2 separate regions of the Homo sapiens genome follow, and region 2 is linked to region 1. A link is a loop called in an ENCODE intact Hi-C map of the cell type or tissue named here. Cell type or tissue: A673. All regions are shown on one strand. Links, peaks and the distances in the headings refer to the core of each region. The heading gives the core; the rest is flanking DNA. Region 1 holds the start of EPHA3 (EPH receptor A3). Region 2 has its middle 360 kb from the start of CSNK2A2IP.

Region 1 (8,000 bases), core at 1-8,000:
TTATATAAAATACAACCATGATCTAACACGTGGCAATGGTGTTTTATTACATGTAGTTCCCCTTTTATAAGTCCAGTCACTTCTGAATTAGAAGTATATCCAACTAACTTTTAACCTTAAAATAGGCAAAGAAAACCCTATCAACTACAGTAACAATAATTTAAAAATATAAAATTAAAAATATTGATAGTTACAGTGAAACTGTTTTGTATTGATAAATCTATTGTTATTACTAGAAGATGTAATATCTAAAAGAGTTTATAATTGCTCATTTATGACAAGGACTGGAATAGTATGATTATGAAACATAAAAATAAAGAGATTGAGGTATCCGAGTGAACCTTTTCACCACTCAAATTATTATTATAGATACTAGTCTTTACAAAGATATAGATTCAGAATGAATTAATTTTGTGATAGATTTTGAGAGGTTACAAAAAGTTTCTTTACGGGACATTCAAAATATTATCGTAGCAATTCAGATTGTCAGTAAAAGCTTAAACAAATTTGCTGATAATCCTGTTAATGACCTAGGTCAAGTGTTAACTGTTGTGGGTTATAAAATAGTGAAAATAAGGTTTCTCCTACCTTCAGGCAAATAGCACAGTTAACCATGGAGGCGGGGTGGGGGGGGGATGTAGGGGTGAGCTATTAGGAGAGCTATTAAATTACAAAAATGTATAATGCATTCAATTATTTAGTCTAGCATGATGAAATGCTATGAAAAGCAAATGTAAACCCTCTTCCAAACCAAAAAAACTTATAAAGATGATATGATAGCTTAGTTCTCTATTAATGTTTTAATCACAGTGTGTTCTTATTTGAGGAAAAGTGTTTATATATGAAAAGTGATGCCAATTTATTGTAATTTTTAAAAATGAAAAAATTGATTATTTATTTTCTCCAACATTTGCCTACTACTCAAAGGGAAGCTTATAATATTCATATGCAAGTTTTACTTTTAAGTTTTAAACAATTGCATAGTTTCCTCTAGTATTTAGAATATTTATATTTAGGGAAATGCATTTCATAGAAATAGTGTCTTAGCTACTAAAAAAAGTCTTTAAAAAAGTAGTATATAAATATGAATATTTAATTTTATTCAGTTTTATTTTGGATACTCTATTTTCAATATAAAGAGCTTTCTAGGTAAATGTTAATCCAATTTATGAACTCTTTTGGATAGAAAAAATGATTTAGTGTATTATGTGCTGATGAATTAATAGTGCATTGTACCCCAGACTGCCATAAATGTATAAAAGTGTTTAAAGAAAGTATTTTTACCAATTCTGAAAGGGTTGAAGTAACCACAGTTGATAATTTTATTTTATATCCAGTTTTAACTTTGTTCCAATGTTATTTCTGTTTACCATTAATCATCCCTGTGGTATGGAAACTAGGAGTAAGTATATGAACTTTTAAAATAATACGTAGTGTAGCAATCATATTTTGCCATGAAAAACAGCTGATCTCCCATTAAAAGTCTTTTCTTAAGCCATGTAAACAGAGAGACCTGATAAGAATTTAATAAAGTTTTTATAAAGTTCTGTTTAAGTATATAGGCCAATTGCTGAGTCAAGTGATCATTGGAATTATGAATATCTGTTATCGTTGATGAGTCCCTATTATCACCTGGAGTCATTTTCTTGAAAGCATATAAGAGAGATATTTGTAAATACATTAATAGAAGGAAAATTCAGATTAAACATTTTCTAAGTTATTTTTCTTATCAGGGACCCATGGCATTTCAATATTGATGTTTAATGATTAAATCTTAAATTAAAAAACACATCACACAACTGCAAATGTCCTAGCAATTAAGTCAATGGCCTGGTTTTGTTCTCTTTGGTTCTCAAATGCCTAACTTCATAACAGATTGAAGAATATATTCTAGTAAATATGTTTCAGTAAATTTCTCATAAATTTTTTACAGTGTTGAAATATTTCAATCATAATATTTTAAATACAGTCTAGTATTTCATATTTCAAAATTAAAAAATTATATCAGAAAACTACATTAATACCATTTTTAAATCACCACTCCTCTCATATATACATTTTCAAAAGAATTGCTTTCTATTTAAATTACATTGTTAGAAAAATTGCACGGAAATCTTGGCACATACTTGGCATTTTCACTTTTCATGTTATTCAACTCAACTGAGAGCCCAGCTATGGATAATATTTAAAATCTCACTCAAGTATTACCTAAGTTAAATCATCTTAAATTTGTTTTAAAGCTTCCCTTCACAATCACAGGAAGGAAAAGAGACACTACCCATAGGACACAATCTGGAAGGAATAATCCCATGAATGATGGATAAACTTTCATCCAAGCAAATTAAATGCAATTATGTCAGCTTTCTGAATATATTTACCTTTCTATATCCATATGGTTAATGTGTACCTGTCTGTATAATTATATACATTATATCCCCAAACATACATGAGGTGAGGCTTAAAAGCAATTTGTATTTGATTAACTCTGTTTCATTAAATTAATACTGATTAATTTTACATAGGTGTGAAATAGTTTGGTGTCTTTTTTTTTCTCTTGCAGTTTACTTAAAGGTTGTTTTCCACAAAAATACTGACTAACAGCTACATTCTTGTGCATAATTAATTCAGTAATATCCATATCTACATAGTTCATAACCATTCTATCTGGAAAATATAATTTATCATGACAATGTGGGAATTTTAATACTATTTTTCTAGTTATTGTCAATATTTTAATATCTGCAAAGAACAAAAATTTTTAAAACATTAAGTTTAATTTATTGATATGTTACCTATTATACATGTTACCCGTTATACAAATGAATACTCTTACCTTTCATTCAGGAAGAATGATTGACTCTTACTTTCAAATAAACATTTTAATTTGGTTTGTAAAATAAAAAGTCATTTGTGGGTAAGATAATTTTCTTGATCCTTATATTTTAGAATTTTCATTTTCTTATTTAGAAAAAAGATTCAGAACATTTAATGAAAACTGCCAAATTGATAAAGGCAGTCAGTAAGGAAGGAGATAAATTACTGCTCTATTAGCAGTGAAAGTAGGTCACCGAGTATCAGGCAGTTATTACATTTAATAAAAAACTTTCTAAGTATTTTGTTTTTACTCGTGTTTTTAAAATTAAGGTACATATACAACAGTATTGGCTTGACAATATATTTTCTAAGGAGTGATGTATATAACATGATGTTTGCACATCAGTTGCTCGGTATTGTTAACTTGCAAAATAAATTGCTAAATGTTACTGTTATAAGTTCAAAATCACTAAGAGGAAATTAATGTTGTAAGTGTGGCTTTACACTAATCAATTATTTAGAGAAGTTTGTTTTACGAGTTAGTGACTGTATTCACAAGAATAGATCACAAAAGGAATACAGGAGAAAGAAAATGTATGTATTAAGTACACAATCTTATAGAACACATTGGTGTCCTTAACATTAGGTTTGCACTTTAACCCACTGAAAAGGAATTAATGCTCATTACAAGGATAATAAATAACACAACATCAAGGAAATGCCATTTGCTGCATATGAACATTCTCTCTTAATCTACTATTCAGTTATTTACTATATCTTCCCAGGAGCTATCCACTATTCATTAAATACATTCTCCTATTTGTATATAAGCCTTTAAACAAAGAGAATCCAACCTAAGCTTATTGTAATTCTTGCAAATATTACTTACGTTAATGTGGCATATGCTGCTCTTTAGAACCTGTACCATAGAGCAAACCATTGCCTGGCGGGATACACACAACTTCAACACAGCCCTTGCACCATAAACACGCACCTCCGCTTCGACAAACTCTGATTTCCCTTTAGTCCATTCATAAATGCCATGATCCCAAGTAGGAACAACCTGTCATTACCTTTAAACATACTAAAGAGTCTAGAGAGGAAGGCTGAATTTTCTTTCAAACTTCTCGGAGTACCACATGGTCATAATTAGAAAATAAAATACTGCCTTGGCTATTTGGCAATTAACATAACTGGGTTGCAACGCTGGAGGATTTTCTTTCTTTCTTTCTGCTCAAATTGGCAAACAAGGTAATTGCTCGAAATGGTGTCAGATTAAAAACACATTTTCAAAGTTTAGACCATCTAAAATTATCTCCTGAAGTGTTTTAGAAGACAGTTGGAAAAAAAAAAGGCACATCTTTCCTTCACTCTCAGAGCAAACTGCTCTATTCGGAGGCACCTTCCCGACGTGCAAGGCTTCGGTGAGAACGTGCTTTGAAGAGCGTGAGCCCCGCGGGGCAGAGCTCCGTGCGTCGCGGTACCTGGCTTACCTTCATTGGAAGGCTGCGGAATCAGTTCCCCGAAGCTGTCGAGAACAGAGCAGCTGAGAAGGAGGAGGATGGAGAGCTGACAATCCATGTTGCTGGTGCAGAGGGCAGTGAGAGGAGCATATCTCCATGAAGCATGCCACTGATGTGAGGGGGAGCGCTCTGATTGCTGGAGAAGTTACCATGCTCCGCTCGCAGGCTGATGTCAAGTTTGACACTGGAGATAAGGAGGAGTCTGGCTGCCTTTCCGCGAACCCCGCTCGGGGACTTCCCTGGGTCCTAGTGCCGTCTTCAGCGTGCGCTGAAGCAGAGCGGGATGGCACGCAGCTGGCTCTGCAGCCCAGAGCTGCTCGGGAAGGAGACCGGGTGGGAGTGGGGGCGTCGCCCATGGGACAGGAAACACAGAAGATGTGATGAGGCCGCGGTGCTGAGAAAAATGCTCCCTCTTTTGTGTTGCATGAAAAGTAGCTGTTTTATTGTTTGCTATCCATGCTCTGTTGCTTAATTCACCGAAGAAATCACAGCCTTGATAGGAGTATCATATGGCAATGTGAGTGCAAAAGGAACTGAAATGCGAGAGAAACGTGTGTTTTGAAAGAATAGCAGTCTTTCGTTAAAAAGTCAATCATGTTTGTATAATTGAAAAAAATGATTATAGTTATTCCTTTACTGTGTTCAATGTGATCATAACTCTCCATGAGTTCTTTGTGATTCAGAAAGACACTAATACACAGCCTGAATCAGAGGGTCTCTGCATTTCCACACCCAATGGTATCGTGGCTTTTTACTAGATCTGGCACAGTGATTTTCCGCGCACATAGAGCATACTTTGTTTTTTTTCAAACAGGGAAGTTGACCTTCATCATCTTACGGAAGGGAGCAAGTCTAACCCCAGCCGGAGGTCTACATTCTTTTCTCGTTCTGTGTTGTAAAAGTAATACAGATCAAACCTAAATTTCTTAATAATACATATCCCCCTCCCTCACCATCTCACATTAGGATCTCTGGGTTCTGCAAGAGAAACAATGCATAATTCACAGCTCCTCCATTCAACTTTCAACCACTGATAGTCTAATAATATTGGGGTATTCTTATTCTTTAACATTCCAAATCCAAAAGCTAAATAATAATGTCCTCGTACTTTCTCACTTATTTTACACCATGACTATCAATGGTCTCTGTTATTTCCAATCCCATTGCTGAACAACCTATTGCAATCTAGTTCAGCCAAACAATTTTGTAATTTATATTTTAATAACCAGCATCACTTATCTTTAAAATATCTCCCAGAAAATGGTTACTCAGATATCCTTCCGCCCATCTATCTCTTCTTATACTAAAAAGAAAACAAGATTATTATATTCCTCTCACAACTTCAGAAAATAAAGGTATGTTGATAATCTTAAGATCAGTGATCAATTTTAGAGCTCTTGATAATGAAACTTAAATGAAAGTTTGAAAAGCCCTTGCTAATAATGTATTCAGTCCACAAACTCAATGTTTTTAGTTAGAGAACACAATTTTCACTTGAATTTAAGTTAATGGTGCCAGATAATAGTTTGATGACTGGGGTGGGGAATTGGGGTGGATAGAAGCAGCCAGGGGAAAAGAGAGATCCTTCTCACTTTTCTGTGTATGCCATGTTACTTTGTGTCTCTAACTTCTTTCCACATTGTGTCACCAGAGGCTGCGCAATCCTCAAGTGCCAAGTCTGTCAGAATTGAAAATAATAGCAGATACTGCCCAGAGAACTTAGACAGTGGTGACTCTGGTGTTTTTTCAAAGTTCCAGCACAACACTTACATTGTTCCAAAGTTAGATACACGTTTTCTGAAACTTGAAAGAAACTAAAATCTTATTTGGAATTGACAATTTGAAAACATTTTGGAGAATCTGCCAATGTGCTGACACGCAGATCCATTGGCGCCCCTCATGCTATTTCTCTTTTCACACTTGAAAACTTAAAAACTGCTTGTCACTGGGAAAAAAGGCATTCATGTTTGCAGAAAGCTACAGGAGTGGCAAAATGAGTACAAAGCAATACCTGGCCTGAAAATAGAATGTAAATGATATAGAATCTCTAAATTGTCAACTCTCTAGTGAAAAGTAAAAGGTTTCCATTATGTAGGCGCCATTCTGGACAGATGGGGAAAAGGGAGTGATGCCAATAAGCAGAGAAGAGCAACCATAGCAGGAGTGGAAAGGATGAGGTGGGGGCAGCAGATGCAGGGAAGCCCTTATTAAGAAAGTGGTAGTTGAGTTGCAGCTTGAAGGATGGGTAGGAGTTCACTAGTAAGAAAATGATTCAGAAGGAACTGCAGGCAGGCAAGTCCAGAGAGTGTCCAAGTGAGCCAAAAATGAAAGCATTTGGCACATATGGAATACAGAGTATATTAGAGTATTTGTGGTAGGTAAAGGGCCGGAATAGGAGGAGGTATGGATTGGAGACAAAATGTAGGGAAATATTCTTCAAAGGACTGGTTGAAAACTACAGAGATTTCGATGCCACATGTCAATGATTTTACAATATATTTTAAACTAAAGAGAGACATCAAAAGCATTTCAGCAAGTAGTAAATTGATCATGTCTCAGTCTGGGGACAAAAGTTTACTAATAGCATAAAACAGGATGTCTCCACCTGGGTGCAATGCTTATTAAGAAGTGATGCCTTCTTCCCACCACAGACTTACTGGACCTAAACCTCCGAGGTTGGAACCCAGGAATCTGCAATTTCACAAAAGCTTCTCAGGTAATCCTTGGGGTCCCTGGAGAACCACTGCCCAATGTGAAGGAGGGAATATTAGAGGTAGGCCAGTTAGACTTCAGGCTATTTTTCAAGTAAGACTGAAGTGATAAGGAACTGAACTAGGATCTCTCAGAAAGAAGAAAGATAAAAGGGAAAATGAGAAGACCATTTTAGGTTAAACAAACAATACTCCCCCAAGGAAAACTGGATTTAGTACATAACTCAAGTTAGGAATTAACAGTTCCCTGGGGGAGATGGCAATTGAGAGGAAACTGAAAAGGGGCATTTTAAAGAAAAGTGAAAAACAAGATTTCTGGAGGAAATGACAAATGTCTCTATTATTAGAGTATAGATTTCGAAATTGTGTCAGCGGGTATGGGAAAGAGGAGACACCGGCTAGGAAGAAGCAGGGTCATGAAGAGTTGTATTAGCTGCTCTAAAAAGCTTGGACAGGGGTGCTGAGGGGCAAGGCAGAAATAGTTCAATTTGCATTTTAGAAAGATCAGTTTGACATATTTAAGAAAGGAGGGGAAAATGAAAGTGAAAACTCCAATGAGAAGCCAAAAGACAAATTAGGAGCCCTTTCCAGTAGGATGGCCAATACCATGTAGAGGTTACCAGTGGGGCTCTTGAATCAGAGCAATCTAGGTCACTGACCTGGCTCTGTCACTCTTAGTGAAATCCAGATAATAACAGATCCTATCTCATCGGAATGTTGTAAGGATTATATCAGATTTGGGATGGTACAGATAAAGTGTTAGCCTAGTGTCTGAATTATTAAAAGCATTCAATACTGTTTTTAAAAAATCTTGATCCAAAAGAGAGATCTAGAGAGTGTGACACTGAGCAGTAACAGTAGAACTGAAACCAGGCACATATAAGTGGGAGAAATGGCAACACTTCATAATAGATTGATTATGAGAAATTAGGCAGACGGTAGTGCGTAGAAG
Region 2 (16,266 bases), core at 3,428-11,427, 400 kb after region 1:
TCCCTTATCAAATACATAATTCATAAATATTTTCTTCCATTCTCTGGGTTGTCTTTTTACACTGTTGATAGTATCCTCTGATGCACTTATTTTTTACATTTTTGTGGTCTAATTTGTCTATTTTTTCATCTGTTGCTCATGCCTTTCCTGTTACACCCAAGAATGCACTGTCAAATCCAATGTCATGAAGCATTTTCCCTATATTTTCTTCTAAGAGTTTTATAATTTTATGTAGTACATTTAAGTCTTTGATCCACTTTGAGTTAATCTTTGTATATGTGTTACGTAAGAGTCTCATGTCATTATTTGTCTTTATGATCCAACCTCATTCTTTGAAATTTTCCCAGCACCATACATTTAAAAGACTGACCCTTCCCCATTGGATGGTATTGGCATCCTTGTCAAAAATAATTCGACCACATATGTGAGGGTTTATATATATATATATATGTGCCTCTGGGAGGAGATGCAGCATAATGGCTGCCTACCTCTTTGCCTGCACCTCTGTGATCAGAAGTAGCAATCAACAATCAGTGCATAGATTTCTGATATTTGAAGACAGGGTCCTTTTTTGCCCACCTTGGCTCTGTATATTGAGTGCAGGTTGCTCCAGGAAGACATACACAATTGCCTGCCCCAAGTCTGGGGCTGAGAAATGGATAGCCGCTACTGTGTTAAAAGCTTAAATTGTCCAAAATTAACTGCAATTCCCTATCCAAGCCTTTTAGAATTTTCAAGCCTCCAACAAATTCTGGAATTCCAATATATTGATGTCAGACATATTCCACCAGTGCGGTTGTTGTCTAGGTGGGGAGACAGATTCTTGGGGTTTTCTATTCTACCATCTTCCCAGAACCTTCTATCTTTAGTACTTTTAATGACAATTTTATTTCCCTGTTTTTTGGAAAAGGTTTCTCTCAATTTTATTTTTCTTTGTATTACCAAATTTACACAGCTAGCCCTTCCTGGCATTGATCATGCAGTGATTTCCAACTGGGTCTTTCAAAGACATGGCTCCAAGTTTTGGGGGGCTAATTTTACACAGCTATGGTAGCATTAACACTGAGAGAATAACATTTTACTGGCCAGTTATTTCAACTCAACTATCCATTGGGGGATGAAGAGATATATTATTTTCTTCAGTGACAATTTTGTACTTCTCTAAAATAACTTCCTTAAAAATGCTTCTTAGTCAGTACACAGTAATGGATTCTTCAAAGTCTAGACCTTGTAAAGTCCTCTTATCTCAATGTATGTTCCATAAAATGGTATTCCTTTGAGACGTGTTACACACATTAAAAAAATATAGTTTTTCTTTATTTAGGACAGTCAGTGTCTTTAATATGCTAATGTGCTTTTGTTTCTTCAAAAGGGAAATAGTCTCATTATATCCTCACTTCTATGTGTGCCCCACATGTTTGGCATTTAGAAATTAAGAGCTATCTAAAAATGCCATATACATTTACTGTAATATTCCCATTTTTAAAATCTCTTGTCTATTATATATTTTATAATTTATTTTCATTTTCTCAGAGTACAACTTTCTAACTAAAATTCACCCTTTTTGGTGTATAGTTCTGCACACTTTGACAAATGTATTCTGTTGTAAAACCAACAATACCATCAAAATATAGAATAAAATTAACCCATGTCCCTTTGTAGTTAATCTCTCCCCCAACTCCAGGTCCTGGCAATCATTGGTCTGTTTTCTTTCCCTGTTGTCTTACGTTTTCCAGAACATCATGTGTATGTAATCATACAGTATCTCACCTTCTTTTAGTATAAATCACTTGAGATTCATCCATGTTGTTGGGTAGGACAGTAAACACTGAAATGAAGAGCTTTATGCCTGGAAGTGGACGTGAATATTCTTATGATAGGCCTTTATTGTGCAGTTTGTGTTAACATTGTCAGGAATAGAACTATGTTTGGGTTGCGTTATTACATTTACCCTGTTGCAACGTAGATTTCAAATGTCTCTAGTTTAACTTGTATTTTGAATGGGTTTTTTGAGACAGAGTCTTACTCTGTCACTGAGAATGAAGTGCAATGGTGCAATAATGGTTTACTGTGGCCTCAACCTCCCAGACTCATGCTATCCTCCCACCTCAGCCTCCCAAGTAGCTGGGACTACAGTCACGTGCCACCATGCCAAGCTAATTTTCTATATTTTTTGTATAAACAGGGTCTTGCCATGTTGCCCAGGCTGGTTTCAAACTCCTGGGCTCAAGAGATTCTCCTGCCTTGGCCTTTCAATATGCCAGGATTACTTTGCACTGTGCCTCATCTCTCTTATCCCTTTCTCTGAAGACAGTGTTCCTTACCTTTTTATGCTTATTGGCCTCATGATGGTATATGGGGAGTGGATATTCTCTTCTGATTTTTCTTGGCCTTGGTCTTAAGCAGGCATCGTGTTTGGGTTTCAGGGGTAAAGAGTTCTCATGACTTCTTCTCCTGAGTTTTAATTGTTTTGGCCAAGGCTGTATTTGCACCTCTCCACACCTTCCCCATCTCCTGAGACAGAATTTTTTTTCTGTTCTCTTTCTTTAGATACAGTGGGCTTACAGCAATGCCACAATGATAACAGTGTTTGCTGCTATTCCTCCAATATGTTAAGGTTCCTTAGGAAAGATAGGGAAAATGGATTCATGGAGGGCTTTGAGCCTTTCAGGCAAAAGCTACTATTTCTGTCCCCATGAGGTACATTTATATACCATGAGGGATATTTTCTCAGACTCTTGTTTTGCCCAAATGTTTCTTATGAGCACCTGGTGATGTCCATGGAGAAAATCATTTGAATGATTGTATAAAGTGTGCATAACTCCTAACTTCTCATGCCAGTCCACAATCAAGCTTCAACACTTTGTTAAAATTTTAGCCTTTTTTTTTTTACCAACTTGTATGATGTTTGGCAAAATCTGCCCCAGGTAAGCAAATGCATGTACCTTTTCTCCTTGGAGGAAGTCTGTATTTTCATTACTTTTTGGTTATTTGGTTGCCCTGTATCCTCAGCTCTCTGTTGTTGTAATGACAGGTGCAATATTCTTTTCAACTTTTTACATCATCTAAAGAAGTGAGAAACCTCGATTAAGTTTCATAACTGAGACATTTAGCAGCATATATTTTGTATTTTCTTATGTCTACCACTGTAGTTATTTTGAGAGACTATTCTCCCAAGGAACATATTTTGGAATTTGTTTTACTTTCTGTGGAATCTTGTTGAGAATATTCCAGTAGTAGTTTATCTTAATAGTGATTAATATAAATTATATATTAATGTAAAAAAATCATTTAAAAACATACCATACAGTGTTCAATTTCTCCAAAGTAGGGGAGGGAATTGTAGGAGAGAGTAATTTATGAAAATACCAAACACCATGTGCTTGCTCCTACCTCTTGATAAGCTATTGCCAGGCCACCTACACTGAAACCTGCAGTGGGACAAGTTTTGACATGAGAAATGTCATGTGGCTGTGTGTAACTTTGCAACAGCAAGAATTTCCTTCTGTTGTAGTGAGCTGAACTTTTTGTTTGGGATTCCTTAGTCCTAATGTATTTCTTGCAACAAGCATGCTGCTGAATCTCCAGAATTATTGGTGCATCCCAGGATGAACGAAGGAGGCATGAGTGATCCTGCTCACTGTGTTCTTAACCTTGTGTTTGTCCTCTACACAGCTTGTTGCAGGTTTGATAGTAAACTAAACTGACAGCCACCTTAACTGAATCAAGTCATCACTTGCACTTGTTCTCAACATTGTACCCAGCTCCCATGCATACGCATTTTGAAGCATTTTTGTTACCGCATTTATTTTAGTAGAACTTGTGGTACATTCCCATTAAAGAGAGTACTAAAAGTTGGTTAATAAAATATATTTTTAATTCTCAATTTTTCTTTCCTCTAATTTCCTTGCAATGGTTAGGCTCATGCTTAACTATTTGACTCTAATAGCAATTTGATTTCCATTTTATTTATGCTCAACCTTTCTCAATGTCTCACCATAAATAAAATGCTTTCAATCTGCCTGCCACCTATTATACCTGAAAGGTACTGAAGTAAGACTGTGTATGTGTATTTCTAAGTAGTCTACATATATAATCTACATGCATTTATAGTTTGTATATACAACATATGGAAGACATATTGACATATGATCTGTGTGATTATTTTACCTTTTGTTACTTATGTAAAAAAAGCTACTCTCAATGAAAACACTCGTAATTCTTCTAATCTGTAGCAGTAAAGTGACCCCAAATCATATTTCAGCAAGAGCTTAATGTCAGAAGTCTTTGGTAAGGGTTGGGGAGTGTATGATATGGTTTTGCTTTTTGCCAGTATCCAGAGGTAAATTTGAACACAAATAAAGCAGAGAAATGACTACTTTCAAGAGAAGTTTATATACTATATCAAATTATTTGTCATTTTGAGGTGGTTTGCAAATATCACTTTTTTGTATATTTATCTTTCTTCTTTGGGCCTTCAGATTTTTTAAGAATAATTCACCAGTACTCATGGGGGGCTTTTACTTAAAGAGGAGCGCAGAGGCGAATACTAAATCACAAGGTTGCATTCTAGTTTTTAAGGGTGAACTTGAGTCACATACATAATAAACTCCAAGTTCCATATAAACAACAGCTGTTTCTCCAAATCTGGTAAGTGGAAGCATTCACACATATAACTGCCTGTTTAAGCATCCAGTGATACAGAATAATTTGTTTCATCTTTCTAAATTATTGTAGTAACTTCTGAGCATAGAAATCCTGAGGCATCTGCTCCTTGTAATAAAGCCACAATGGCTTTACAGGCTAGTGCTAAGAGAGTTGTTTCTATTGATCATGCTTTCATGTGAGACTGAAAAGTGATCATTCATTCATTAAAAAAAATCTCTAAAGTATATGTAAATTACAAACAGTGCTATAAAGTTGTGAACAATAACATTAGGAACAGTGTAAAGTCTATTATGTACAATAGTTCATACAACTATTTGAGTGGCTAATATATGCTAGGCATTGATCTAGATATAGAAATGTCCATTGTATCCTTTAGTCTTCACAAAACTTTTGTTGAGTAACTATTGTTTACATTTTATGGCTGAGCCATGTGAAGCTTGGAGAGAGAAAATTGCTTAAGCACCCTAAACTAGTAATTGACATTGCTAAAAGTTTATTCAGCTTCTCTAAATGTGAGCCACCATCCTAATTGAGGTCTTTTGGGGAAAACCAGCACACCAGACAGAAAATTAAATGTGCCTTTAAATCAAATTAGGAACGAGGCGTTGCTCTTCTAGCTTTATTCTAACATAACCAAAATATTTACTGCGATATCTGCCTCATCCAGATATTTGCATACAAAAATGTAGATAAGATTTTAATTATTTACAAACACAATGAAAACTTTGTAAATCCCACCAGAACCGAAGTTCTGTAATGAGAATTGCAAATAGCACATTATGCTTTTTTTGTATAAAATTAATTATAGAAGATATATAAGAGATATTGTCAACCATCTTTGCATCCTCCTCACATAGCCATTAGACAAGTTTATTTGTATCCTCTTCGGACTGTTTTTCCAGGGATGTACTGTTTTTGCTTCAAGGATTTTAGAACTTGTCATTGATAGTTCCTATCCTTTGCCTATTAATCCTAGCTTTGAGTCTTTGTAGCTGTAAGAAAAGCATATGAGTCTGTAATTTCTCTGGGACAATAGATCTTCACCCCTTTTTGCATTTTGGTTCTGAATCTGATTCAAAGACTCTCTATGGGATGCTGTGTAAGTTTATACTTTGGAGAAGGAATCTCTTTCTTTTTAAAAGTTCATTTTCAATTGCTGAGTACTATGTCATGCCCTAAGTAACCTTATGTATATCCTGAAAGAGTTACTAAGAAAGTTATCACCCATGCCCTACCGGTATGTGGATTACAAATATTACATAGATTTGTTTCTTGATAAGATCACATCAAAAGAATAAGCTTGATCCAAATAATATTTTCATATTCAATAATTTTTTCTTGCTATAATTTTAATAAGATGAAAGGACCTCAGGCTCCAGTTACTGAAAATATATAACATTTCTACTATTAATTCACGTAATCTGCAAGATAAGATTGTGTCTCTTCACAGGTGATATCTGGCAGATCTGAATCTTGTTTTGCTTGTTTTTCATATTATCAGCACTTTTGCTAATGTATAAAAGTAAACTATGGAATTTCTGGTGTTAGAACTTGGGCATTTACAGTGCAGACCTAAGATGCAAAATGCATTTTTTTGGAGCTCTATAAGTGTGATTAATGTATTTTAACAAACAAACAAGTAGACTGGCTTTATCGTTCTCTGTAGCTGAAATGTGACAAATTTCTTAACAGCAAAGAAGACAACAACAAAGGGTGGCCACACATTCTCTGTAATTAAAAACAGGTGATGCATCTGTCTTGTAGTGCTCATTGCTTATAAGTAAGATGATGACTTGATTATATAATTGCTTTAGGTCTTTACAAATATATATGTTGTGATTTGGTTTCCATCATAGCTTCTGTGATTTTAAGCTTTTATATCTAATGTTCTATTAAATCTGCTTCTTTCCATTTGCCTTAATTTTTATAGTGAGTTTACAGAAATTCCAATAATCTAGTCTTTACTAATGCACAGAGATACATGGGTAATGTATTATTTCAAATTAACACAAAAATTCTAATACTACTTATTCCTCCCAGTAGTTCATTTTAATTAAAAATATATTTCTAAATACTTCCTTGATTAGGGACTAATGCTCTATTAATTTGAAACACATCTACTGAGAGCAGAGTAAATTCAAGAACAGGAACTGACATTACATGAAACATAACTTATCACCGTGAAGAATACATTATGCTACTGTGCACAATGCACGCAGGTTTTCCATTATGCATTAAAATGCATAATGCAAGCCTAATGACAGTTATGGGGAAAAGTCTGTGGCAAAGGAAACACATGAAGGATACTGTGCAGGTATTTATGCTAATGGTAGAAAAACATGTACAGTTTGCAATACCAAGAGGAAAATAAGCATGATGGATGAATAGACATTCCACAGAAATGTTTTCTAAAATATAGTCATGGATTTCTTAGAGACTGAAAGCTTACATCAATTTGTCAGTGACTCTGTTAAGATTCATCGAACACCAATTGTGTGTTAAATGCTAAACACTTCAGAAAAAGTAAAAAAGCTGGAAAACCCATTCCACAGTAAATACCCATCAGGATATTTACAATCAATCCAAAGAGGTAACACCCAGCAGCAACACCCAACAACCTTAAAATATTTACAAATAAGTGTTTTCAGAGCCAAAAATAAAAAATTTACTAAAAACTCAGAAAAAAGAGGTAAGTTTGAAGCTAGCATATGAAATTCAGTGAGGACTTTCTATTAAAGGAGAAGAGGAACAAAGCTATTCTGGCCCAGATCATATGTATGAGTAAGTAGAGTAAAAAGACATGTTATAAAAAATATTACTTTAACTTGGAAAAATGTGTTTTAATATCAGTGGAAATAGGCTAGATAATCTAGAGAATGAGTACACTGTCATGATGATAACTAGTGATAATTGGACTTTAATATGACTGTCACAACAAATGTAATACACTACTGTCATGTAATGCTAAGGAACTTGTATAAATGAAAAAGTATGACTCATGTAAATGCAATCAATGAAAAATTTTAGAAGCACTAGCTAACCAATCTTTGATGAATGGCCTGAAACGTGTCACTATGAAGCAGCAACATTATTTTCCTCTGGTTACTTATTACAGAATAAGGTAAGAAGACGTGGATTAGTCTTAGCTAGAGCCCACTCATTGCAAAAAATATCTTCCTACACTCAAGGCTACACTGTTCTGCGCTAAGGAATTACAGCTTCCTTGAAAACTTACACTGGTCAGTAAAGAAGGTCATTGGCAGGATAGGATGAAGGAAGTAAGTTATTTTCTGACTATAAATTGGAAATATAAGTATTTTATATTTAATGTGCAAGTAATCTCAGCCTTAGTTGTATCTATTATTGTTTTTTGATTTGGTTTGAATTTGCTTTTAAATTGAAGAATATGAACATATTTTATAACGATGATATAAATGATTATTTTATAATAATGACAAAAATAATTTAAATATTATTTTAATAAAAAAGTTCACATTTCCTTTCTCACTATATACGTATGTAAAACCCATAAGGTAGATATGGATATCTCCAATTCAGAATTAAGAAAACTGAATCTTGAAGTTTAAGTAATTGGAGGAAAAAAAAAAAAAGAACACTGCCAGAGCATAGAAATCAGGCATTAATTCCATGTCTTTCTCATTCTAGACCATGTTGTGAAATAATAATTCAAAAAAGAGCAAAGGAGGAGGAGGAGGAAGAAAGGAGTAAAGAATCCCAAAACAAAGAGAAAAAAGAAAAAGAAAAAGAAGGAACAAAGAAAGGAAGAAGGGAAGGAAGGAAGGAAGGAAGGAAGGAAGGAAGGAAGGAAGGAAGGAAGGAAGGAAAGAAGGAAGGAAAGGAAAAAGTAGGAAGAAGGAAAAATACTTCAGTCATAATCCAGGAATGTTGATTAAAACCTGTTAACTGGTATATTTGGTGGGCAATTTTATCAATTAGTTATGCTATAGAATATATCCAGTGTGTCTCATCTTTCACCAATACTACACTGTCTTGAATGTTGTGGTTTAATAGTAATTTTTGAAAACAGTTACTGTGAGTCTTCTTTTGTTTTAATTGTTTTGACAATTCTAATTTCTTTCCTTTGCCATGCAAATTTGAAAATCAGCTTGTCAATTATACAAAAAAATGTGGTTCTTGCAAGGTTGAATTTGGGGATAGTTGACATTTTTAACAATATTGAATCCTCCAATCTATGAGTATAGTGCATGTTTCTCTACTAATTGAATCTTTTCTTATTGCTTTCATTAGAGTTTTGCAGTTTCAGCCTATAGATTGTGCACATATTTTATTAGATTTATCCTTCAGTATTTCTCTGTGAGTGGTATTGTCAGTTATAATAATTTTATTTAAATTTTACTAGTTAATCCCCCAAAAATCCAAAATTTATTTTTTTAATGTTGAGCTTTAGTTAGAAACATTGGGAATTTTTATGTAGACAATGATGTTGCCTGTGAATAGACACAGTTTTATTTCTTCTTCTCCAGATTGTATGCCTTTTTTCTTCCTTACCTATTGTAAAACCTAAGACCTCTATAATGATGTGAATAAAGACTGGTATAATCAAACATTCTTGTCTTCTTGCCAATTTTGGATGGAGCATTCAATCTATCACAATTGCATGTAATGTTAACTGTAGTTTGCTGTTGTTTTGTTTTAGTAGATCACCTTTTTCAGATTGCTATCCATTGTTTGCTGATAATTTTTATAATAAATGTTGGTCTGCCAATTTTTTATTGCATTTATTAAGATGATTCTCTTTTTTCTCATTTAGTTAGTTGAAATGATGAATTATATTACCTGATTATATTGGTTGTTCAACATTGAATTAAATCTGGATTCCTGAGATTATTGCTACTTAGTAATGATGCATTATCCTTTATGTATACACATTTTAAAATTTGCTAATATTTTGTTGGTACTATTTGCATCTGTATTGAACAAGGATATGTTTGGTAGATTTATTCTCTTATAAAGCTTTGGAATAATTTTTGTGTTGGAATAATATTGATTCCATAAATAATGACAAATAATTCAATATATGAGATTTTCTGGAAAATTTTATGTAGAGCTGGCATAATTTGGGTTTTTTCCAACTTTTATTTTAGGTTCAAGGAGCACATGTGCAGTTTTGTTGCATGGGTGTAAAGATAATTTTGTCACCCACGTAATCAGCATAATACCCAGTGGGTAGTTTTTCAATCCTCACCATCCTCCCACACTCCACTGTCAATCAGACCCTGGTGTCTATTGTTCCCTTCTTTGTGTCCATGCATACTCAATATTTATCTCTCACTTATAAGTGAGAACATGAAGTATTTAGTTTTCTGTTCCTGTGTTAATTCACTCAGGATAATAACCTCAAGCTCCATACATGTTTCTACAAAGGACATGTTCTCATTCTTTTTATGGCTGCATAGCATTCTATGGTGCATATGTACCACATTGTGTTTATTCAGTCCACCATCGATGGGCACCTAGGTTGATTCAATGTCTTTGCTATTGTGTGTACTGCTTTGATGAACATACAATTCCATGTGACTTTATAATAGAATGATTTATTTTGGGGGGGTATATACTCAGTAATGGGATTGCTTTTGGAGTCTTTGCAATTCTCACTTTAGAGATCTTTCTCCTCACTGGTTAGCTGTATTCCTAGGTATTTTGTTCTTTTTGTGGCTATTGCAAATAGGATTGTGTTCTTTATTTGGCTCTCAGCTTGGATATTTTTGGTGTGTAAAATTGCTACTGATTTGTGTACATTGATTTTGTATCCTGAAAGTTTGCTGAAGCTGTTTATCAGTTCTAGGAGCCTTTGAGCTAGCCTTTGCTAGCTAGACAAAAAAGAAAAAAGGGAGAAGATCCAAATAAGGACAATCAGAAATGACAAAGGGGACATTACCACTGACCCCAAAGAAATAAAAAAAAAAATTCCTGAGACTGTTATGAACATGGCTGTGCAAACAAACTAGAAAACCTAGAAGAAATGGATAAATTCCTGGAAACACCAAACCAGGAAGATATTGAAACCCTGAGCAGACCAATAACAAGTTCCAAAATTGAATCAGTTACTAGAAAATTGTACCAAACAGAAAAAGCTCTAAATTAGATGGATTCACAGCTGAATTCTACCATCTGTATAAAGAAAACTGGTACCAATCCTACTGAAACTATTTCCCAAAAAAATCAAAGAAGAGGCACTCCTCCCTAATTCATTTTATGAGGCCAACATCATTCTGATACAAAATTATTTAATAAATAAATATCAATTATTTGATAAGTAAATATCAATCTTATTTATTCTTTCAAAGAACAAGCTTTTGGCTCATTGATTTTTCATATGGATTTCTTCATCTCCCTTTGATTCAGCTCAGCTCTGATTTTGTTTCTTAAATATTTGCAGACATTTATCATTGAAGCTATCTGGGCCTGTTTTGTTTGTTTGTAGTAAAGTTTTCAACAAGTTAAATTTATTTATTAGTCATTCAAATATTTCTAGGGATATTCTTAGTTATCTATTCTAGATGAACTTTAATTGTTTGGTTCAAGAAATTTTTCAATTATATCTAATGTCACATTTCTGGATATGGAATTGATTGTAATATTTTTCATTGTTATTTTAAAATCTTAAAAGTTGATAATGTATATTGAGTATGTGTATCTTCTGTCTTTCTTCTTGTTAAGTCTGGCTGGGGATATAACTATTTCTTTGATATTTTCAAAGAAACAACTTCAATTTCTTTTTTTTGCTCTGTTTGTTTCTGTATTTAATCTTATTGATTTCTTTTGTTAACTCATGTTTATTGGGACTTATTTATGATTTATGTGGATTTAATTCTCTTTTCATTGTTATTTCTTACAATCACAGATTAGATCATTGATTTGAAAACTGTCTCCTAATGTAAACATTTATATTTACACTAATGTTATGACAGCATATAGCATGTTATAAATTTCTTCTAAATATTGCTTTACTTTCAGGCCACAAAATCTGATATTTTGTGTCATTTTTATTTAATTCATAATGTTATCTAATTTCTAATGTGACTTCTGTTTTAACACATGGGCTATTTATAAGTATAATATATAATTTCAAAAAATTTCTGCATTTTCTGTATATCTTTCTGTTATTGATGTCTAGTCACATTTGGATGTAATAAAAACAAATATCCTATATGAATTCAATCTTTCTAAATATCTTGAGCTTGGTTCTCTTGGTGAATGTTCCATGCTTACTGTTTTATTCTGCTTGGGCTAGTGTAATGACAACAACAAAAATACCGCAGACAGCATGGCTTAAATAATAAACATTTATTTCTTATAGTTCTGGAGGCTGGTAAGTCCAACATCAAGGTACTGGCAGTTTTAGTAGCTTGTGAAGACACTTTTCCTGGTTTAAGGATGGTTGCTTTCTTGCTGTGTTCTCGCATAGCAGAGAAAGAGGGAAAGATAGCGTGTTGCCTCCTCTTCTTAAAGGGCATTATCTCATCAGGGCGGCTCCAAACTCATGACCTCATCTAAACCTAATTACAGAGGTACAAGTATTGTGGGCAACCTGTGCTTTAAATGTTAAAAGAAGTGTATTCTGTTGATATTGGTCGGATTGTTCTATAAATTACCTAGTTCAATAGACTGATAGTTTTTTTTGTTTTCCTTTAAAGAACTTTTTGGTTGTTTTCTATCTTTTTGTGCTATTGCTAAGAGAGAAGTGTTGAAATCTCCAACTAAAATTGTTGATTTATATATTTTTTCTTTCAGTTCTGTATTTTCTTACAGAGTTTTGAAACTCTGTTATTAGAAAAATACACATTCAGGATTGTTGTATATCTTTGAAAAATTGACATTTTTATTACAATTTAATATCTCTCTTTATTCTTGACAATATTTCCTGTTCTAAAGTCTATTTTCTTACATTAATATAGCTGCTACAATTGTACACTAATTATGTTTGTAGAGCATACCTTTATCCTATCATTTACTTTTAACTTATTTCTGTCTTTATATTTAAATTTTCACTTTCTCTGGGCAGCATAGAGTTGGTTCTTGTTATCTGAGCCAATTTGACAATAGCTGTCTTCTATATTTTTAAGAGTTTTTTATATACTCCATTTATGTTTAATGTAATTCTAATATGACTGGATTTAAATCCACAATCTGATGCTTGTATTCTACTTTATTCGTTGTTTTCCTGTACCTTTTGTCCATGTATGTGCCTTCTTTTGGGTTAATTTAGATTATGTTATAATGATCTGCTATCTATAGTAATGGCTAATATTTATCACTATCATTTTTGTTTTCAATTGCCTTTGTGTATACATGAAGTATTTAATTACAATCTAACTTCAAATAATATTATAATATATTAAATATGTAAAGAAACACAAATGTGTATATATATTTTCTCTTTTATGATATAATTTTTATGCATTTTCCTTTTACATATTCTATAAACCCGTATTGCTACCATTTTTACCATTTTTTCCTTTGGACACCCAATTACTTTTAAGAGTTACTTTTAAGAGTTTCTGTGTTTAATTTTCTCAGAGTTTCTATACTCTAACATAATCATTTCTACTTATCCTTGAACACACCACTAAACATTTTACCTGTATTTTTCTTAACTTTTTATGTGGCACCCAAGTTATCTTCCTTCTAAACTTTACCGAAGGTCAGCCAGTGCTTACTTCTCACCTCTTCTTGGAAAGTTTTATCTTTCCTTAGATTTCAGTCTACTTGTTTACTTTGCAACCTGTTTCAGGTGGTTTTTTTAAAAATTATGATTTTGTAGTTTCATCATTTTGTATTGTTAGAGTGGTAGCAATGCCTTTTTTCTTTTTTTCTATATTCTATGTGAAAGCAGACCACCTACAATTGAATCTTAGCAGACAAGAGTTGTCAAGGTTAAAAGTATTAATTTTGAGACTTATTACTTTGTGCGCTATGAATATACTGTAGAGAAAGTGAGTTAATTTATTACTCTAAGTTATAATTATATTTTATGAAATATTCCATTTTAAACTGAATGTTACGTGTTTTTGTCATTCATTCTACAACTTGAATAATGTCATCTTCAATTGATGGAGGTTACCAAAGTGAATTGTTAGTATGATATAAATACATAGATGCAAGTTTGTGTCAGATATTTATTCAGCAAATATTTATTCAGACTCATTTTTGAAAGTTAAGGCGTTAAAATCATAAAGACTGTTCAAACACCTTCTCAGGATGTACTTGGAATTTCTTCTTGAAGGTTACATTAACCATGAAGGAATAAGAAACCAGAGATTTATTTTAAGATGTAGATATAAAATACAGAAAGAAGATTTGCTGATATTTATAATACATTGTGAGGAAAGTAATTAAGACCCTTGAAAAAGATTATTTATACAGAGAAAAAGAAAATAAACCATATCTCTTAAAAATTAATGCAAAAGATAAATCAACTATGTATATAAATATAATACATATCACCAAAGAAATAATGATTGATATGAGTATCAAAGACCAACAAGAAAGTCTAATGGGTGTATTTTAGAGTGATAGTTTTAAAATGAAAGCAGTTTTGACCAGTTCACCAGCAGGTGCGTTCATGGGTTCTGGTTAGATCTATTACCTATGAGCTTTTGAAACAGACTAGCAAGAATTTCCTTCCATGACGTAGCTCCACATTGAAGAGAAATTAATGGTAATAAAATTAAAAATAAGTAGGATGTTGAATATAGAGGGAAAGGACAGACTATTTTGAGAGGATACTGAGGGAACAGAGCAGAGCTAGGGAATTTCAGAAATAAATTATTATAGTCTTTGAAACTATGTAAAAAAAAAACAGAAGATAAAGTTCTATGACATTGGAAAACCCATCCTGAGCTAGCCTTCTTTTAAAGATCCAGAAAAGACTGATTTCATATAACAATGAGCAATAGAAAAGGGCTAAGGCCCAAACTCCATAAAAAGTATAATGACAAAAAAGAGAATAAATAATATATAATAACAAACATACAGAAAATAAAAGCACTCCAGAAAGATATAAATACAGAATAGATCAAAACTGTGTTTACATAACTTCATCGTGATACTGTCGAAAAATAAAAGCCTGATTATTCACTTTTTTTAACCCAACTTTTATAACAAGTTCTGGGGTCCATGTGCAGGATGTGGAGGTTTGGTACATAGGTAAACGTGTGTCACAGTGGTTTGCTGCACGATCAACACATCACATGGGTATTAAGCCCAGCATCCATTAGCTATTATTCTTGATACTCTCTTGCCACCCCCGACTGGAGAGGCCCCAGTGTGTGTTGTTCCTCCCCATGTGTCCATGTGTTCTCATCATTCGGCTCCCACTTGTAAGTAAAAACATGCAGTGTTTGGTTTTGTGTTCCTGCATTAGTTTGCTAAGGATAACAGCTTCCAGGTCCATTAGTGTCCCTGCAAAGGACATGATCTCATTCCTTTTTATGACTGCATAGTATTCAATGATGTATATGTACCACATTTTCTTTATCTAGTCTATCATTAATGGGCATTTGGGTTAATTCCATGTCTTTGCTATTGTGAATAGGGTTGCAATGAATATGTACGTATGTATCTTTATAATAGAATGAATTATATTTCTTCAGGTACATACCCAGTAATGGAATTGCTAGGTTGCATGGTATTCATATTTCTGCCTCTAGATCTTTAGGGAATTACCATACTGTCTTTCACAATGATTGAACTAATTTACACTTTCACCAAAAGCATAAAAGTGTTCCTTTTTATCCACAGCCTAGCCAGCATTTGCTGCTTCTTGACCATTCCGATTGCCGTCAGATGATATCTCATTGTGGTTTTGATTTTTTATTTCTCTAATGATTAGTGATGTTGAGCATTTTTTCATATGTTTGTTGGCCACATAAATGTCTTCTTTTGAGAAGTGTCCGTACATGTCCTTTGCTCACTTTTTAATGGGGTTGTTTGGGTGTGTGTGTGTGCGTGTGTGTGTGTAAATTTGTTTAAGTTCCTTGTAGACTCTGGATATTAGACCTTTGTCCGATGGATAGAGGGCAAAAATTTTTCCCATCTGCGGGTTGTCTGTTCACTCTGATGATAGTTTTTTTTTTGCTGTGCAGAAGTTCTTTAGTTTAATTAGATCCTATTTGTCAAATTTTGCTTTTGTTGCAACTGCTTTTGGTGTTTTCAGCATGAAATATTTGCCCATGCCTATGACCTCAAGGCTATTGCCTAGATTGTTGTCTAGGGTTTTTACAGTTTTTGGTTTTACATTTAAATGTTTAATTCATCTTGAGTTATTTTTTGTGTAAGATGTAAGGAAGGGGACCAGTTTCAATTTTCTGCATATGGCTCGCCAGTTCTCCAATTACCATTTATTAAATAGGGAATAATTTCCCCATTGCTTGTTTTTGTCAGGTTTGTTGAAGATCAGATGGTTGTAGGTGTGCAGGCTTATTTCTGAGTTGTTTATTCTGTTCTATGGGTCTATATGTCTCTTTCTGTATCAGTAACATTCTGTTTTGGTTATTGTAGCCTTGGAGTATAGTTTGAAGTTGGGTAGCATGATGCCTCCAGTTTTGTTATTTT

The links. Hi-C counts contacts between places; a loop is a spot of excess contacts. Peaks named below come from ENCODE experiments on the same cell type or tissue, not always from the same donor. Only the 100,000 strongest peaks of a DNase experiment are listed, where the experiment ranks them.
Region 2: it touches region 1 in a loop (2.1-fold over the local background); 2 of 110 quality-filtered maps call a loop at or near these places.

Annotation. Positions count from the first base shown.
Region 1 is chr3:89,104,144-89,112,143 of GRCh38, reverse strand. It overlaps EPHA3 (EPH receptor A3), which reads right to left and starts at 4,523. Exons shown (of 17, transcript NM_005233.6): 1 at 4,308-4,523. The coding sequence starts at 4,395. RefSeq lists an enhancer at 4,542-4,681. In A673, for the core only: no CTCF peak of the experiment used is centred there; DNase peaks (open chromatin) are centred at 3,793 and 4,543; H3K4me3 peaks cover 3,470 bases; H3K27ac peaks cover 1,421 bases.
Region 2 is chr3:88,695,223-88,711,488 of GRCh38, reverse strand. No RefSeq gene overlaps it. Among named protein-coding and RNA genes, the nearest start is that of CSNK2A2IP, 360 kb to the right of the region's middle. In A673, for the core only: no CTCF peak of the experiment used is centred there; DNase peaks (open chromatin) are centred at 8,358 and 8,598; H3K27ac peaks cover 3,367 bases.